2 separate regions of the Homo sapiens genome follow, and region 2 is linked to region 1. A link is an interaction called in ENCODE POLR2A ChIA-PET data of the cell type or tissue named here. Cell type or tissue: GM12878. All regions are shown on one strand.

Region 1 (8,000 bases):
TGAGGGATGTGTCATTCTCTCTTTACAGATGAAGACACCAGCCAGCCGCGGTGGCTCACACTTGTAATCCCACCACTTTGGGAGGCCGAGGCGGGCGGATCACAAGGTTAAGAGATAGGGACCATCCTGGCCAACATGGTGAAACCCCATCTCTACTAAAAATTCGAAGATTAGCTGGGCATGGTGGCATGTGCCTGTAATCCCAGCTACTCGGGAGGCTGAGGCAGGAGAATTGCTTGAACCCAGGAGGTGGCAGTTGCAGTGAGCTGAGATCGCGCCACTGCACTCCAGCCTGGCGACAGAGTGAGACTCCATCTAAAAAAAAAAAAAAAGATGAAGACACCAAGGCTCAGAAAGAGACATGCATGTGGTCACCTAGGTAGTAATCCGACTTTGGAGCCTTCTATCTCAAGCCCGCCACTCTCTGCTATATACCTCAGTGGAGCTTCAGCTTTTACAGGGACTGCGGGAAATTTGGTGATGCTGGGGGAGTCTGGAACGAGCCCATTTGAGGTCTCCTTTCCAGATACCTTTGGAGAGACTGGTCAAGGATAGAGTGTCACCATCCTGCTCTCTTTCATCCTGCCTGCCCCCAGAGGCATGCCAAAGGGAGGCTGCAGCTGCCCGGGAAGAGGCTGAACAAGCTCTCGGAGAGCGGGACCAGGCCCTGGCTCAGCTTCGGGCCCACATGGCAGACATGGAGGCGAAGTATGAGGAAATCTTACACGTAAGCACCACCCCCTGGATCCCAGCCATCCCAGTACCCAGGACTCCCCCATGCCCACAAACCCCAGCTCGTATGATGACTGACAACCCAGGGTTAAGGAGAAGGAGCGTCTCCAAGGGAGCCCTGCTCTATCCTGAGGGCAGACAGAGGGGATACGACCATGTCTACTGGGCAAGGAAAGCTTATGAACCAACCTGGGGCAGCACTCACTCCTTCCCTCTCTCTCTTTCTGGGGTCTGAAATATTGATGTCTGCAGGACAGTCTGGACAGGCTCTTGGCCAAGCTGAGAGCCATCAAGCAGCAGTGGGATGGGGCAGCACTGAGACTTCACGCCAGGCACAAGGAGCAGCAACGCCAGTTTGGACTCACCCCCCCTGGATCTTTGAGGCCACCAGCCCCTAGTCTCTAGTGTTCTCTGAGGCCCCAGCAATAAAGTGTCTTGATGTAGAACTCAATAGAGCTGTGGGCTCTGGCCGTTTGGCAGAGAGAAGTGGATCTTATTTTTATTTTTATTTTTATTTAGTTTTCTTCTTTTTTTGTTTTTGTTGTTGTTTATTTTTAGGAGTGGCTGTCATACAGACATCTCAGTTCTGGGTTGACCCATTATCCCTGAGATTCAGTGATTGATAGGAAATAAATTTGACCAGGTCTCAACCTCTCTCCTGCAGGAGCCGCATCCCACCCCTTGAGCCTGAGGCCCTTTTGGTCCCTTCACACCACTGCCCCTTACCCCCACCAACACAAACACAGGCAGTCAGATTTATGGCGAATGGCCATTTCTATAACAAATGCAACGGTGACCAAGCACCACCCTCCCGCAATGCTAAGGCACCCACAGAGGGCAGGCATAGCTGGTCTCCAAATTTTTGCATTACACTCAAGGGTCCTGGAGTCATATCTAGAAAAGGTCCAGATGGCTTCAATCCTAGCCAGACCCACAGCCACACCTTCATCCTTGGGACACAGCTCTCTAAAACTCCCATATGACATCCTCTGGAGCCTCAGACTCCTTCAGGGACCTGTCTGAGGCCTCCAACCACACCCTCTGCTGGCAGGTGGGCCTGCAGGAAGGGAGGGAGCACCTGGGCCAGCCTGTGATCGGTGGTGTCTGAGTCCCTCTGGTCTGGCTTAGAGAGAGCATCCTGCCTTCACCACCTCAGGCTGGAGAGTGAAGACACGGTAGCCCCTGAGTATGTCTGTACCAAGCAGGGGTGCTCTACAGTAGATCCGAGGCCAGAGCCCAGTCCTATACAGAGAGAGGAGGTAGAAGGTCATTCCAGGTGGGACCCAGAAGAGTTCCTTTTTCTTGCCCCGCCCTGCACTGGAATGCCCAGAAATGGGGTTTATTTCACGAGTCCTTCTGTCCCCACCTACCACGACCTGAAGTCCCAACCTGCATACCCCACACGGCTTCACCTTGTACCTCGCCCACTCTGCCCTTCTTTCTCACTCCTCCCTGCCCTCTGTAGCTACTCACAGTCCCATCTGTTTCTTCTTCCTCACCTCTGCAGCCCCAGGGGGAATCCAGGCTTCCAAGCCCCGCAGAGACCTGGCTGCCAGCTTCAGGCAGAGGGGTGGCTCAGCCTCAGGCAGCTGCTGAAGCCTCTCCAGGTCATTCTGTCCCCCAACAGGATACCCGTTCACTTCCAGAATCACGTCTCCCACTTGCAGCCCAGCCCGGGCAGCTGAGCCTCCTGGAGTCACCTGGTGTTGTGGGGGCATGCAGAACAGGGGACACCGGGGGAAAGTTTGCTGGCTTTAGGCTCTGGGAGGGAAGCAGAGGAAGACCGATCAGGCAGCAAAGGATCGAAGGGATTCAAGATCCATGGGGCATCAGTCACCTGGGAGATGAAGAGACGAGGCCCACTGGCCACACAACTGAGTCGGAAGCCATAGCTGCCACCAGGCCCAGGGTACAGGAAGCACTGTCGGGAGCCAAGAGGGACAGAAGGCACGCTTGTGTCTTCAAGTGAAGGGTCCTCTGTCTCAACCAGTGAGGCTGAGCTGCTGCCCCGGGGCGAGGCGGGAGCCTCTGTGTTCTCCAAGAAGAGGAGTGGGGACAGGCGAACCTGGAAGGTGGCAGGGAGAGCAAATCTTTCGGACCTCAGCCCTGCCCCACTCCTGCCCCAACCCTAGCCCCTGCCCCTCAGCACGCACCATGCTGAAGAAGCGGTCCGCCTCAGGGTCGACGACAGTGAGGGAGACACAGGAGCCCTGCCCCTGGATCCTGGACACTGTCTCCTCATGGCCCAGCCCCTCCACGCTCTCCCCAGCCACAGCCACCAGCCGGTCCCCAGCCTGCATCCCAGCCTTCTTGGCTGGCAGTCCCGGGTCCACCTCCCACAGGAACTGTCCTGGGGCATAGACATCCTCACTGCTCCTCTCCAGCTATCCTAGGCCACTGTGTACACACCAGGGGACTGACCCCAGAGTGAACGGGAAGAGGCGGCCCAGGGCCAGAGCTCAGACAGGGACACCTCTTCGGTGCACTGAAAGGTGTATATACGCTTGTGTGCCCACCCCAAGGCCCACCTTCCCCCACCGCCCCCAGGGCTCCCACTCACCAGGGCGACCGTCAAGGCCCTTTTCCTCCCGGAGCAGGAACCCAAAACCCTGGGGCCCTTTCTCCAGGTGCAGGCAGCGGGGCTTGGTGGGCAGTGCCCAGCCCTCTGCCAGGGGTGCAGCCAGGGGCAATCCCAGCTGGCGACACTGTTCTTCCACCTCTGGCCCTGCCACCAGCAAGGTCACCTGCTGTCCACTCTGCCAAAGCTGTGGGGACCCAGCAGGGCATCAGTATAACACCTGGGCAGGGAGAGAAGAGGTATGCTCCCCCCACAGCCCCTCCTCCCAGGCACTAAGTGGAGCCTGGCACAAACTGTAGAGGGGGAGGATGGTGATAAAGGTAGGAGACCAGATAAGGAGGTTAGGCGCATGGGGAAGGAGGCGTCTTCCCGAGGTGGGGCCCAGGCCCGGATTGGGGGAGGAGAGTGGGAGACAGGCAGTCACACCTTCCTGGTGAGTTGGTTGTGAGTGAACTTCTCCACACTGACCCCATTCACTTCCAGCAGCCGGGCCCCGGGGGGCACCCCTGCCCGCTCAGCTGCTCCTCCAGTACTTAGCACCAACCAGAAAGGACCCTGATTGCCTAGAAATTAAAAAAAAAAGCAAGGTCCAGTCTGTTTCCTGCCTGCCCTGAACAGGGGCTGAGATCCCTCATCCTTGCCGCCCCCTCGCACCCTCTGGGCTCACCATGGGTGACACTGAAGCCAAAACCACCCTCATCTTTCACTATGTGGCACAGCCGGGGCCGGACCCCTGGGCCTAGGGTGGGACAGAGGTGGGCATCTTCTCCCAGCTGAGCTCGGGCCACGTCATGTGCATGCCGTGCCAATACTGTCAGCAACACCCGAGGGCTGCTGGCCCGGATGCGGCGTACCACCTGGACAGAGGGCACGTGGGCGTGGGTTTGGTCTAGACCCTCTTGCCAACCCCCAGGACCTCCCTGGAATCCACATTTTTTTGCCAAGGGAATCGGCTTTTTTTCTTTTTCTTTTTTTTTTTTTTTTTTGAGATGGAGTTTTGCTCTTGTCGCCCAGGTTGGAGTGCAATGGTGCGATCTCAGCTCACCGCAACCTCCGCCTCCCATGTTCAAGTGATTCTCCTGCCTCAGCCCTCCCGAGTAGCTGGGATTACAGGCGCCTGCCACCACGCCCAGCTAATTTCTGTATTTTTAGTAGAGACAGGGTCTTGCCATGTTGGCCAGGCTGGTCTTGAACTCCTGACCTTGGGTGATCCACCTGCCTTGGCCTCCCAAAGTGCTGGGATTACAGGCGTGAGCCACTGCGCCCAGCGGGAATCGGCTTTCTAGATGCTTTCCCTACCCCTCTGACTTGGGCACTTCTAAATCCTGGGGTGTGGGGGAGTGAGGCTTGTGCCCTGCTGCCATACTGCCCAGGGGACTGAGCAACCCGCTTCTCTTTCTGAGGTGCTAGCATGCTCTCCTGGACCACAGCCTTACCACCGCATAGTCTTCGTGTTCCACAACATCATTGTTCACCGCCAGGATCCTGTCTCCTTCCTGAAGACCCTGGCGCTGGGCAGAGGTGCCTGGGTCCACCCTGCACACCACATGCCCAGCCCTGCCCAGCTCCTGCTGCAGGTGGAAGCCAAAACTCTTGCCCTCCTCTTTGCTCAGTAAACAGAAGCGAGGCCGCTCCAGGCTCCAGGGATCTGGAGGGTGAGGTGGGCAGCAGAAAAGGGGGAGGAGAGGGCACAGCCCAAGTACAGGTTCGCCGTGTGCCTGGCAGACCCTGTGTCCTGATAGGGTGCTGGGCAGTTTCTGCCTGGTTGGGTGTTGGGTGGTGGGGTTCGTGGGCAGAGGGACTGGGACAGGAGAAAACACCCGGCCCCTCCTATCTCTACTCCCAACCAAGGCTGTTATCAGAGGGAGACCGAGTGAGTGGTTACCAAGGAGATCGGAGGCCGTGTGGAGCCGTGGTGCCTCCAGGGATAGGGAATGGTTGCCAGGGGGTGAGGGAGTTACCATAGGGGTCGTGGTCTTCGGCCAGGGAGAGGACAGGATTATCAATGCCCAGCTTTGGGTTAAACTTAAACTTCCTGCAAGGAGGCAGGGGAAGCAGGTACAAGCTGGCAGCTGGACTTGGGTCCCAGGATCTCCTTTAGGTGCTAATGGCAGTGAAGCGCTTCGCTGCCTCCAATTATTTCCTCCCCTTGCCCCAACCCTCGTGGCACTTACAGAGTTAACGAGGCTGTGTCCTGCAGATCTACTGGGCAAAGAAGTGGGTGAGAGGAGGAGAGTCACATTCTTCTCCCCAGATGTGCCTCTTCCATTGGCATAAACTAAAAGGACTCAGGGAAACCCCCAAACTCAGGGCATGCCCCCTCCTTTCTGCTCCAAAGGGGTCTTCTCTTCTCACTGCCATACACACAGGACTATTGTGCGGTCCCCTCCCTTTCTCTCCCCCCAAGTCCTTGGCACATAAATCTGAGCATATCAGTACAGGGTGTGGACCAGGAAGACAGACATATCAACTCATTACTTTTCTCCTGACTTGTTTACCTGCCTCAGGGCTCCAAGCCCCAAAATCAAGTGTGCCCTGGTCCCAAAGCTTCAGCCTCCAAGTCGGCCCCCTGCCTGTCCCAAAGTCCCCTGCAGAGGATTTCTCCTGGCCTCCTACCTGCGGCTTTCTCCATAGCTGGATCAGCAACCCAGTGCCCGGGGTAGGGACAAGGTTCATCACAGCCACTGATCCTCCCACCCATCCCCTCCCAGGTCCCGCCTCCTTGAAGACGCTGTGGAAGCAGTGGGGTAATGGTTAACGGGAGTGAGAGTCTTTTTTTTTTTTTTTTTTTTTTTTTTTTTTTGAGACCGAGTTTAGCTCTTGTTGCCCAGGCTGGAGTGCAATGGCATGATCTTGGCTCATCATAACCTCTGCCTCCCAGGTTCAAGCAATTCTCCTGCCTCAGCCTCCCGAGTAGCTGGGATTACAGGCATGCACCACCACACCTGGCTAATTTTGTATTTTTAGTAGAGATGGGGTTTCTCCATATTAGTCAGGCTGGTCTCAAACTCCCCACCTCAGGTGATCTGCCCTCATCGGCCTCCCAAAGTGCTGGGATTACAGGCGTCAGCCACCGTGCCCCGCTGAGAGTCTTATCCTCTGGAAAACTGTGTGGGTTCCTCCTGAATCTATCCCTGGGCCCCAACTTTTTCTGGAGACCCTGAATCTGACCCAGTTGCCCCTCTGTGCAGAGAAAGGCAGATTGCTGGTCACTAACTCCAAGCCTGGGGGGTAAGTGTGAAAAGGGTGATAATTCTATGGCCCATAGTATGGTTTGGCTGTGTCCCTACCCAAATCTCATCTTGAATTGCAGCTCCCATAACTCCCTCGTGTCATGGGAGGTACCCGGTGGGAGGTAATTAAATCACAGGGGCAGGTTTTCCCGTGCTGTTTTCATGATAGTGAATAAGTCTCATGAGATTTGATGGTTTTATAAAGGGGAGTTCCCCGGCACACACTCTCTTGCCTGCTGCTATGTAAGATGTGACTTTGCTCCTCATTTGCCTTCTGCCACGATTGTGAGGCCTCCCCAGCTATGTGGAACTGTGAGTCAATTAAACCTCTTTCGTTTATAAATTTTTTTTTTGACAGAGTTTCACTCTTGTTCTCCAGGCTGGAGTGCAGTGGCACTATCTCGGCTCACGGCAACCTCCACCTCCTGGGTTCAAGCAATACTCTTGCTTCAGCCTCTCGAGTAGCTGGGATTACAAGCATGTGCCATCACACCCAGCTAATTTTGTATTTTTAGTAGAGACGAGGTCTATCCATGTCGGTCAGGCTGGTCTCAAACTCCTGACCTCAGGTGATCCGCTCACCTCGGCCTCCCAAAGTGCTGGGATTACGGGCGTGAGTCACCATGCCCAGCCTCCTTTATAAATTACTTACCCTGTCTTGGGTATGTCTTTATTAGCAGCGTGAGACTGGACTAATACAGCCCAGCATGGCCAACCCCCATGCCAATATCTTGTTCATGGGCCCTTCCAGCCTCCACTGCCTCTGAACCTAGTGCCCAAGAACCACTTGCAATAGATCATGGTTGGTAGTTTAACCAGAAAGACCAAGAACAGTGCCCTTTCTTGGAAGCACCAGGCAGTAAAGAAGAGGCCACAATTGGTAGAAGGCACACGGCTTTTTAATAGCAGCAAGTCAGGTGCATCTGCCTCGAGGGGCTACCAAGCCATCATACCATTGTGGCAAAGGGGGCATGAGGATGAGGAGAAAGCACCAATGTGAGGGCATCCTCGGTGTCCACAGGTGAGCATAAGGCAGGAGGGGAAGCTTCCAACACATCTGGATGGCGACACCCCTGGCATGGCAGACATAAGATGTGAGCCCCTTGGTGACACAGTCAGAGGCTCTTTGAGAGGAGGGGGAGGCAAGGTTGGTAGTGGTGCTTCAGGGCACTCTGGCCATCCAAATGCCACATGCTTTGGTCCTTCTAGCTGAATGGAGAGGAGGCATGTTCCATCTCCAAGCCCGAAGCATTGATTCACCATCTTTAACTTGGAGATTCCAGACTCAGTCCTGGTCAAACATGCCCTAGGAGGGCAACTGGCTCAGCTATGCCCATTCCTCTGCCTCCAGACCTGAAGGAATCTTTCTAGAGGGAGCAGTGCAAGCCAGGAGGCCACAGAGGGAAAAGGTTTAGGGCCAGTGGTCACATAGCTAGGTGCCTGCCGCCAGTGTCTCA
Region 2 (8,000 bases), 140 kb before region 1:
CGGAAAAGCCTATAGCCCCAAACGTCAGCTCTGCAAACAACACGGTTCAGGCCCGAAGAAGCTCTTCAGCTCTTCTGCACTTGTTTGAGACAGTCTCGCTCTGTCACCCAGGCGGGAGTGCAGTGGCACGAGCTCAGCTTACTGCAACCTCCACCTCCCAGGCTCAAGTGCTTCTTGTGCCTCAGTCTCCCCCAGTAGCTGGGACTACAGGCGTGCACCACCACACCCAGCTAACTTTTGTATTTTTAGTAGAGACGGGGTTTCACCATGTTGGCCAGGCTGGTCTTGAACTCCTGGCCTCAAGTGATCTGCCTGCCTCGGCCTCCCAAAGTGTTGGGATTACAGGCGTGAGCCACCGTGCTGACTCTGTCCTACACATCTTACAAAAAAAAAAGAAAGAAAGAAAAAGAAGAAAAGAAAAGGAAAGAAAGAAGAAAAGAAATTAACGTGGTTTGTGCAATGTGGCTGAGGAACATTTTTCAATATTAATTCCTATTTATCTTTAAATTTGCATATATGTAAATATAGAGAAAACACGCATGTGTATTTAACTAGCTATATTCTAGTTTTGACTTAAGGAAAAACTAGTTTTCCCTAGTTTTGCACTAAGGAAAAAACCTACTTGCAATTTTAGTCTTTGATTTAAAAGACTGTCAAGGGCAAGTCGATGATAACAGTAATGACATGGTTAGTAAAGATAATAAAGATGAACAAGCCAGGATTTTGGCCAAAAATCTAGAAGCATTTTTTTGGTGACATGTCCCCTGTATGGCACATAGTTGAACTTGTTATTAGAAGACACAGCCTAATTGTGCTGATAATAATGGCATTTTTGGAAAAATAAAAAGATTATATGCAATATTCTGGATGTGCCCAAAGATGAAATATCTTGGAAAAAACTGTATCACAACTGACCTTACAACTGCTCTTGGATACATGATGGGAATGCTGGCTAAATGCTGTTAAAACAAGTCGGTTTAATTTAGACAAGAAACTAGAAGGGCTGGGCACCATGGCTCACACCTGAAATTCCAGCACTTGGGGAGGCCAAGGTGGGCGGATCGCTTGAGCCCAGGAGTGCAATACCAACCTAGGCAACATGGCGAAACCCTGTCTCTACTAAAAATACAAAATATTAGCTGGGCATGGTGGCATGTGCCTATAGTCTCAGCTACTCGAGAAGCTGAGGTGGGAGAATCACCTGAATTTGGGAAGTCGAGGCTGCAGTGAGCTGTGATTGCACCACTTTACTCCAGCCTGGGCAACAGGGTTGAGATTCTGGAAAGAAAGAGAGAAAAAGAGAAAGAGAGAGAGAGAGAGGAAGGAAGGAGAGAAAGAAAAGGGAGAGAGAGAGAAAAAAAAAGAAAGAAGGAAGGAAGGAGAGAAAGAAAGAAAGGCAAAGAAAGAAAGAAGAAAGAAGGAAGGAAGAGACAAAGAAAGAGAGAGAGGAGGGGGAAGAAGGGAAAGAAGGAAGAAAGGAAGGAAAGGGAGGGAAGGAAGGAAGGAAGGGGAAACTAGAAGACTGAGCAGCGTTAAGAAGATTCACAAAGAGCAAATTATGGTCTCAAATGGAAAATCAAATTACCCTTGCATGTGCACTACCCACAGATATTTGAGATGGTTGTTTAATATGAATAATATTGATAAAAGTGTAACCAAAATACTGCTCATTTGGATATTTTTTTAAACAAGTGATGAGCCACTATTGATACTTTATTATGAACTGAAGTCCACAGTTTACATTAGGGTTCACTCTTGGTGTTGTACATTCTATGGGTTTTGACAAATGTTTAATGACATTTATCCATCATACAGTGTTATAGAGAATAGTTTCATTGCCCTAAAAATTCTCCGTGCTGTGCCTATTCATCCCTCCTTCCCCCCAGACTCCTGGCAACCACTGATCTTTTTACTGTTTCCATAGTTTTACCTGTTGTAGAACGTCATATAGTTGAAATCGTACAGTATGTAGCCTTTTCAGATTGGCTTCTTTCTCTTAGCAATATGGATTTAAGTTTCCTCCATATCTTTTCATAGCCCATTTCTTTTTAGCACTAAACAATATTCCATTGTTTGGATGTACTAGCTAATTTATCCATTCATCAATTGAATGACATCTTGGTTGCTTCCAGGTTTGGGAATGATGAATAAGGTCTGCTATAAACATTCATGTGCATTCAGGTGGACATAAGTCTTCAACTCATTTGGGTAAATACCAAGGAACACAATTGCTGGATCATAAATATAGCATGAGTATTTTTAGTTTTGCAAGAAATCACCAAACTGTCTTCTAAAGTGGCTGTACCGTCTTGCATTCCCACCAGCAATGAGTGATAATTCCTGCTGCTGCACATCTTCCTCAGCATTTTGCAGTGTCAGTTTTGGATTTGGGCCATTCTAATGAGTATGTAATGGTATCTCGCTGCTGTTTTAGTTTACATTTCCCTGACAGTATATAGTGTGGAGCATCATTTCATATGCTTATTTTCTATCTGTATATCTTCTTTAACAAGGTGTCAAGGTTTGGGACCCACTTTTAGATTGGGTTGTTTTCTTATTTTTAAGTTTTAAGAGTTTCTTTTATGCCAGACCTACAGTCCCAGCTACTCAGAAGGCTAAGGCAGGAGGACCACTTCAGCCCAGGAGTTCTGGGCTGTAGTGCACTATACCAATAGGGGTCTGCACTAAGTTCGGCATCAATGTGGTAACCTCCCAGGAATGGGTGACCACCAGGTTGCCTAAGGAAGGGTGAATCAGCCCAGGTCAGAAATAGAGCAGATCGGCCGGGCATGGTGGCTCATGCCTGTAATCCCAGCACTTTTGGAGGCCGAGGTGGGCAGATCACGAGGTCAAGAGATAGAGACCATCCTGGCCAACATGGTGAAACTCCATCTCTAAAAAAAATACAAAAACTAGCTGGGCATGGTGGCACACGCTTGTAGTCCCAGCTACTTGGGAGGCTGAGGCAGGAGAATCGCTTGAACCTGGGAGGCAGAGGTTGCAGTGAACCGAGATCGTACCACTGCACTCCAGCCTGGTGACAGGGTGAGACTCTGCCTCAAAAAAAAAAAAAAAAAAAAAAGTAAAAAGAAAAGAAAAAAGAAATAGAGCAGATCAAAAATCCTGTGGCGATCAGTAGTGGGCTCATACCTGCGAATAGCCATTGCACTCCAGCCTGGGCAACACAGTGAGAATCTGTATTAAAAAGAAACAAAAAAAAAGAGTCCTTTGTATATTTTGGATAACAGTCCTTTATCAGATGTGTCTATTCAAATATTTTCTCCCAGTGTGTAGCTTGTCTTCTTATTCTCTTGATAGCTGCTTAATTTTGAAAAAATAAAAACACAGGAAGGTTAAACCAGAAATAACATTAATTACTTCAAGGGGTGGCGGGTGGAGAAATGGAATGGAAGGGATGGGGAGGAAGTGACACTCCTTTGAGTATACCGTTTTTGTATAATGTTGACTTTTTTTTTTTTTTTTTTTTTGAGACAGAGTCTCACTCTGTCACCCAGGCTGGAGTGCAGTGGCATGATCTTGGCCCACTGCAACCTCTGCCACCCGGGTTCAACTGATTCTCCTGCCTCAGCCTCCCGAGTAGCTGGGATTACAGGCGCCTGCCACTGCACCTGGCTAATTTTTGTAGTTTATAGTAGAGACGGGGTTTCACCATCTTGGCCAGGCTGGTCTTGAATTCCTTGACCTTGTGATCCACCCGCCTCGGCCTCCCAAAGTGCTGGGATTACAGGCATGAACCACCACACCTGACCTAATTTTGACTTTTGGAAGAATGCTAATGTTCTTTATATTCAAAAATTAAATTAAATTAAATCAATAGAAATGAGAAAGAAAAAACCAAAATGCAAATAGAAAAAAAAACCCAGCTGCGTTTCATATAGAATAATATAGTCACACAAAAAGGGAAGGGGTACAAGCTAACTGTAGACCCCCGTGGCTCACGCTTGTAATCCCAGAACTTTGGGAGGCCGAGGTGGGTGCAGTACTTGAGGCCAGGAGTTCAAGACCAGACTGGGCAACATGGTGTCGCTACTAAATAAATACATACATACATACATAAAACACATGTGCATGTTTGTTATAAATGTTATAATAATAAATAAATAAATTAGCCAAGTGTGATGATGCATGCCTGTAAGTCCCAGCTACTTGGGAGGCTGAGGTGGGAGGAACACTTTGAGCCTGGAAGTTCAAGGCTGCAGTGAGCTAAGACTGCACTACTACACTCCAGCGTGGGTGACAGAGCGAGACTCTGTTTCAAAAAAGAATAATAAGAAAAAAAAATATTTTAAATATTTTCTGGGATCAAATATTTATCATATGTAACCCCTTTAAAATATTTGAACATGACATATAAAATGTATGATCCCTTTCTGAGTCTAAGTCTTGCTTAAGCATATTAGTAATAATTTCATTTGCTAAGGCCTCAGCAGAGCAGTTTCTCCATATTAAAATTAATTTGTTGGCCGGGCGTGGTGGCTCATGCCTGTAATCCCAGAGCTTTGGGAGGCCGAGGCGGGTGGATCACCTGAGGTCAGGATTTCAAGACCAGCCTGGCCAACATGGGGAAACCCAGTCTCCACAAAAATACAAAAATTAGCCGGGCATGATGGTGGGTACCTGTAATCCCAGCTACTCAGGAGGCTGAGGTGGGAGAATCGCTTGAACCCAAGAGGCAGAGGTTGCAGTGAGCCGAGATAGCGCCCATTGCCCTCTATCCTGGGTGACAGAGCGAGACTCCGTCCCCCCCTCAAAAAAAATTAATTTTTTAAGGCCAGGCCAGGCACAGTGGCTCACGCTTGTAATCCCAGCATTTTGGGAGGCAGAGGTGGGCAAATCCCTTGAGCCCAGGAGTTCAAGACCAGCCTGGGCCACATGGCAAAATGCCATCACTACCAAAAAAACGAAAACAAAAATTAGTCGAGCCTGGTGACACTTGTCTGTGATCCCAGCTACTTGGGAGGCTGAGGTGGGAGGCTCACTTGAGCCCATGTTGCAGAGGTTGCACTGCAGTGCAGATGTTGCAGTGAGCTGAGATGGCACCACTGCACTCCAGCCTGGATGACAGAGTAAGACCCTGTCTCAAAAAAAAAAAAAAAATGGCCGGGGCGCGGTGGCTCACGCCTGTAATCCCAGCAGTTTAGGAGGCCAAGGCAGGTGTATCACTTGAGGTCAGGAGCTGGAGACAAGCCCGGCCAACATGGTGAAACCTCGTCTCTACTAAAAATACAAAAAATTAGCTGGGCATGATGGCGCATGCCTGTAAACCCAGCTACTTGGGAGGCTGAAGCAGGAGAATCACTTGAACCTGGGAGGCAGAGGGTGCAGTTTGCTGAGGTTGCACCACTGCAGTCCAGCCTGGGCAACAGAGCGAGACTGTCTCAAAAAAAAAAATTATTTTTTTGAAGACGTCGGAACAACTATGACTCAAGAAAGGCCAATTAATTTGGCATTACTGGCAATAGAACATGAATTATGAGAAATGTTTTATTATAACAACATAATTAAGGAATTTCCTGAAGTGAAGGCAAGGAAAATTAATTTATGGAATAAATATATAATCATGAATTGTGTATGACTTTATTACACATGTAAATATTGCTAGTCTATCATAAGCATACCCAGGCAATAATATATGTAATAATATATGCAATAATAGCTAAGTTAACTTATCTTTGATATTTTGTTGACTTTGGAGCATCCAAAAACCATAGCGTTACTTTTTTGTTTTGTTTTGTTTTTTTGAGACAAAGTATCTCTCTGTCGCCCAGGCTGGAGTGCAATGACATAATCTCAGCTCACTGCAACCCCTGCCTCCCGGTTTCAAGTGATTCTCCTGCCTCAGCCTCCTGAGTAGCTGGGATTACAGGCAGGCGCCACCACGCCTGGCTAATTTTTGTACTTTTAGTAGAGACAGGGTTTCACCATGTTGGTCAGGCTGGTCTCGAACTCCTGATGTCAAGTGATCTGCCTGCCTCGGCCTCCCAAAGTGCTGGGATTACAGGCGTGAACCACCGCACCCAGCCAGCTTTACACATTTTTAAATTTTGTCATTAGAAGGCATATTTGTCAAGGTAGGAGGATAGAGCATACCGAGCAGCTAGTTAGCTTTCAAATATTTCAAATATTTAGACATATGATATGTCAGCCTTCATTTATACCCTGCCTTATCTCCACAGATGTTATGAGGGTGGAGGGCTGTTCCTTCTATCCCTCTTTAGGTAGCTATTTTTATGTTTTTTATTTATATATTTATTTTGAGACAGGTCTTGCTCTGTCATCCAAGCTAGAGTACAGTGGCACCATCTTGTCTCACTGCAGCCTTGACTTCTCAGGCTCCAGCGATCCTCCGACCTTGGCCTCCTGAATAGCTGGGATTACAGGCGTGCGCCACCACACCCAGCTAATTTTTGGATTGTTTTGTTTTGTTTTTGGTAGAGGTGGGGTTTCGTCATGTTGCCCAGGCTGGTCTCAAACTCCTGGGCTCAAGCCATCCACCTGTCTTGGCCTCCCACAGTGCTGGGATTACAGGTATGAGCCATCTTGCCCAGCCATATACCTATCTTTTTAATTTAAAATCATGTTTGGTAAAGACTGTAAAGCATAGCCTTCCCTTCTCATCTATTTGTTTATGGATATCTTTTTATTATCAGTTTGGAGTCATGGATTCCTATTTTATTCAAATTCAATGGGTTTTATTCCATTACAGTCCACACCAGTGTATAGAGATTGTCCTCACTGTTTTTTGTTTTGTTTTTTTTTCTGTTTCTGTTTTTTTGAGACACAGTCTTGCTCTGTTGCCCAGGCTAGAGTGCAGTGGCACAATCTTGGCTCACTGCAACCTCCGCCTCCCAGGTTCAAGCAATTCTTGTGCCTCAGCCTCCTGAGTAGCTGGGACCACAGGCGCGCACCATCATGCCTGGCTAATTTTTGTATTTTTAGTAGAGAGAGGGTTTCACCATGTTGGCCAGGCTAGTCTTGATCTCCTGACCTCAAGTGATGGGCCCGCCTCGGCCTCCCAAAGTGTTGAGTGTGAGCCACTGCACCCGGCCTGTCCTCATTCTTTTAACAGTTGCGTAGTACTCCACTGCATGGATTTGGTGCAAGGATTGTTTTTAGTGGACTCAGTGAAGTGCTGTATCCCACCTCCAAGAGGTTGCCAAGGGGATCTCAGTCACATATGGATGACATAAGGGAAGAGCCCCCATCCCCACACGTATCTCTCATTCTACTGTGAGACTATTATGATAAAATGAACTGGCTTGTGGGAGGTAAAATAAGGCCACACTTTGTGTGCAGGAGGCAGGCTCCCCAGAAGGGATTGGCTGTTTTCAACCTCATCACCCAAGGGAAAAGAGGGATCTGAGAAGGGAAATGGAAACTTAGTAAGAGGGGCCTTTTGTTCTGTCCCTCTGGGGCCTGAGCTCTAATTTAAAGTCACTCATGGTTGCTCCCCTGCTTAACACCATTTATACACAGCCTGTTGCTCTGAGTAATTGACCATGGCTTACAAATCCTTTGTAATCTGGCCTCATCCTTCACTAACCTCAGCCTTCCCTTGCAGAATATTAACCAACTCCTAGCAGCCCCCTGCACATAGCGAGCTCCGCCACACTTCAGACAGCACAGCCCACCCCCATTTACCTGGCTACCTCCTATTCACCGCCTAAAATGAAGCTCGGCATCAGCTCTTCCAAGAAGCCTTCTTTCATCACCTCAGGCTGGGTTAAGTAACCGTTTTATGTGCATATTTGCACCCTGGTACGCAGCTCTTTGTGTTATAATTATTTATTTGTCTGTCGCCCTCACGAGACTGTACGTTTCTCAAGCACATGACCCCTTGTTTTAGTTATCGTCCTGTCTCCAGCCCCCAGCTTAGTTCCTCACTAGTGTGCTGTATCCCAAATCACAATACACATATGCACCGAGTTATGACACAGAGAAGGGAATTACAATGCCCCTCTTGACCTCAAACCCTCTCT

The links. ChIA-PET counts read pairs that join two places held together with the same protein. Peaks named below come from ENCODE experiments on the same cell type or tissue, not always from the same donor. Only the 100,000 strongest peaks of a DNase experiment are listed, where the experiment ranks them.
Region 2: POLR2A ChIA-PET joins it to region 1 with 11 read pairs; 6 of 35 experiments call an interaction of 5 or more read pairs at or near these places.

Annotation. Positions count from the first base shown.
Region 1 is chr11:119,183,437-119,191,436 of GRCh38, reverse strand. NLRX1 (NLR family member X1) reads right to left here. Exons shown (of 10, transcript NM_001282144.2): 10 at 7,421-8,000. The coding sequence ends at 7,998. NHERF4 (NHERF family PDZ scaffold protein 4) reads right to left here and starts at 5,962. Exons shown (of 11, transcript NM_001168468.2): 1 at 5,927-5,962; 2 at 5,485-5,512; 3 at 5,272-5,345; 4 at 4,747-4,958; 5 at 3,978-4,167; 6 at 3,737-3,873; 7 at 3,293-3,497; 8 at 2,886-3,082; 9 at 2,570-2,797; 10 at 2,232-2,432; 11 at 1,224-1,974. The coding sequence starts at 5,942. The coding sequence ends at 1,945. DRC12 (dynein regulatory complex subunit 12 homolog) reads left to right here. Exons shown (of 7, transcript NM_001145018.3): 6 at 597-727; 7 at 985-1,183. The coding sequence ends at 1,137. It overlaps SNORD150 (small nucleolar RNA, C/D box 150), which reads left to right and starts at 796; the gene lies at 796-870. RefSeq lists an enhancer at 1-137. In GM12878, no CTCF peak of the experiment used is centred here; no DNase peak of the experiment used is centred here.
Region 2 is chr11:119,323,900-119,331,899 of GRCh38, reverse strand. No RefSeq gene overlaps it. Among named protein-coding and RNA genes, the nearest start is that of RNF26, 6.6 kb to the left of the region's middle. In GM12878, no CTCF peak of the experiment used is centred here; no DNase peak of the experiment used is centred here.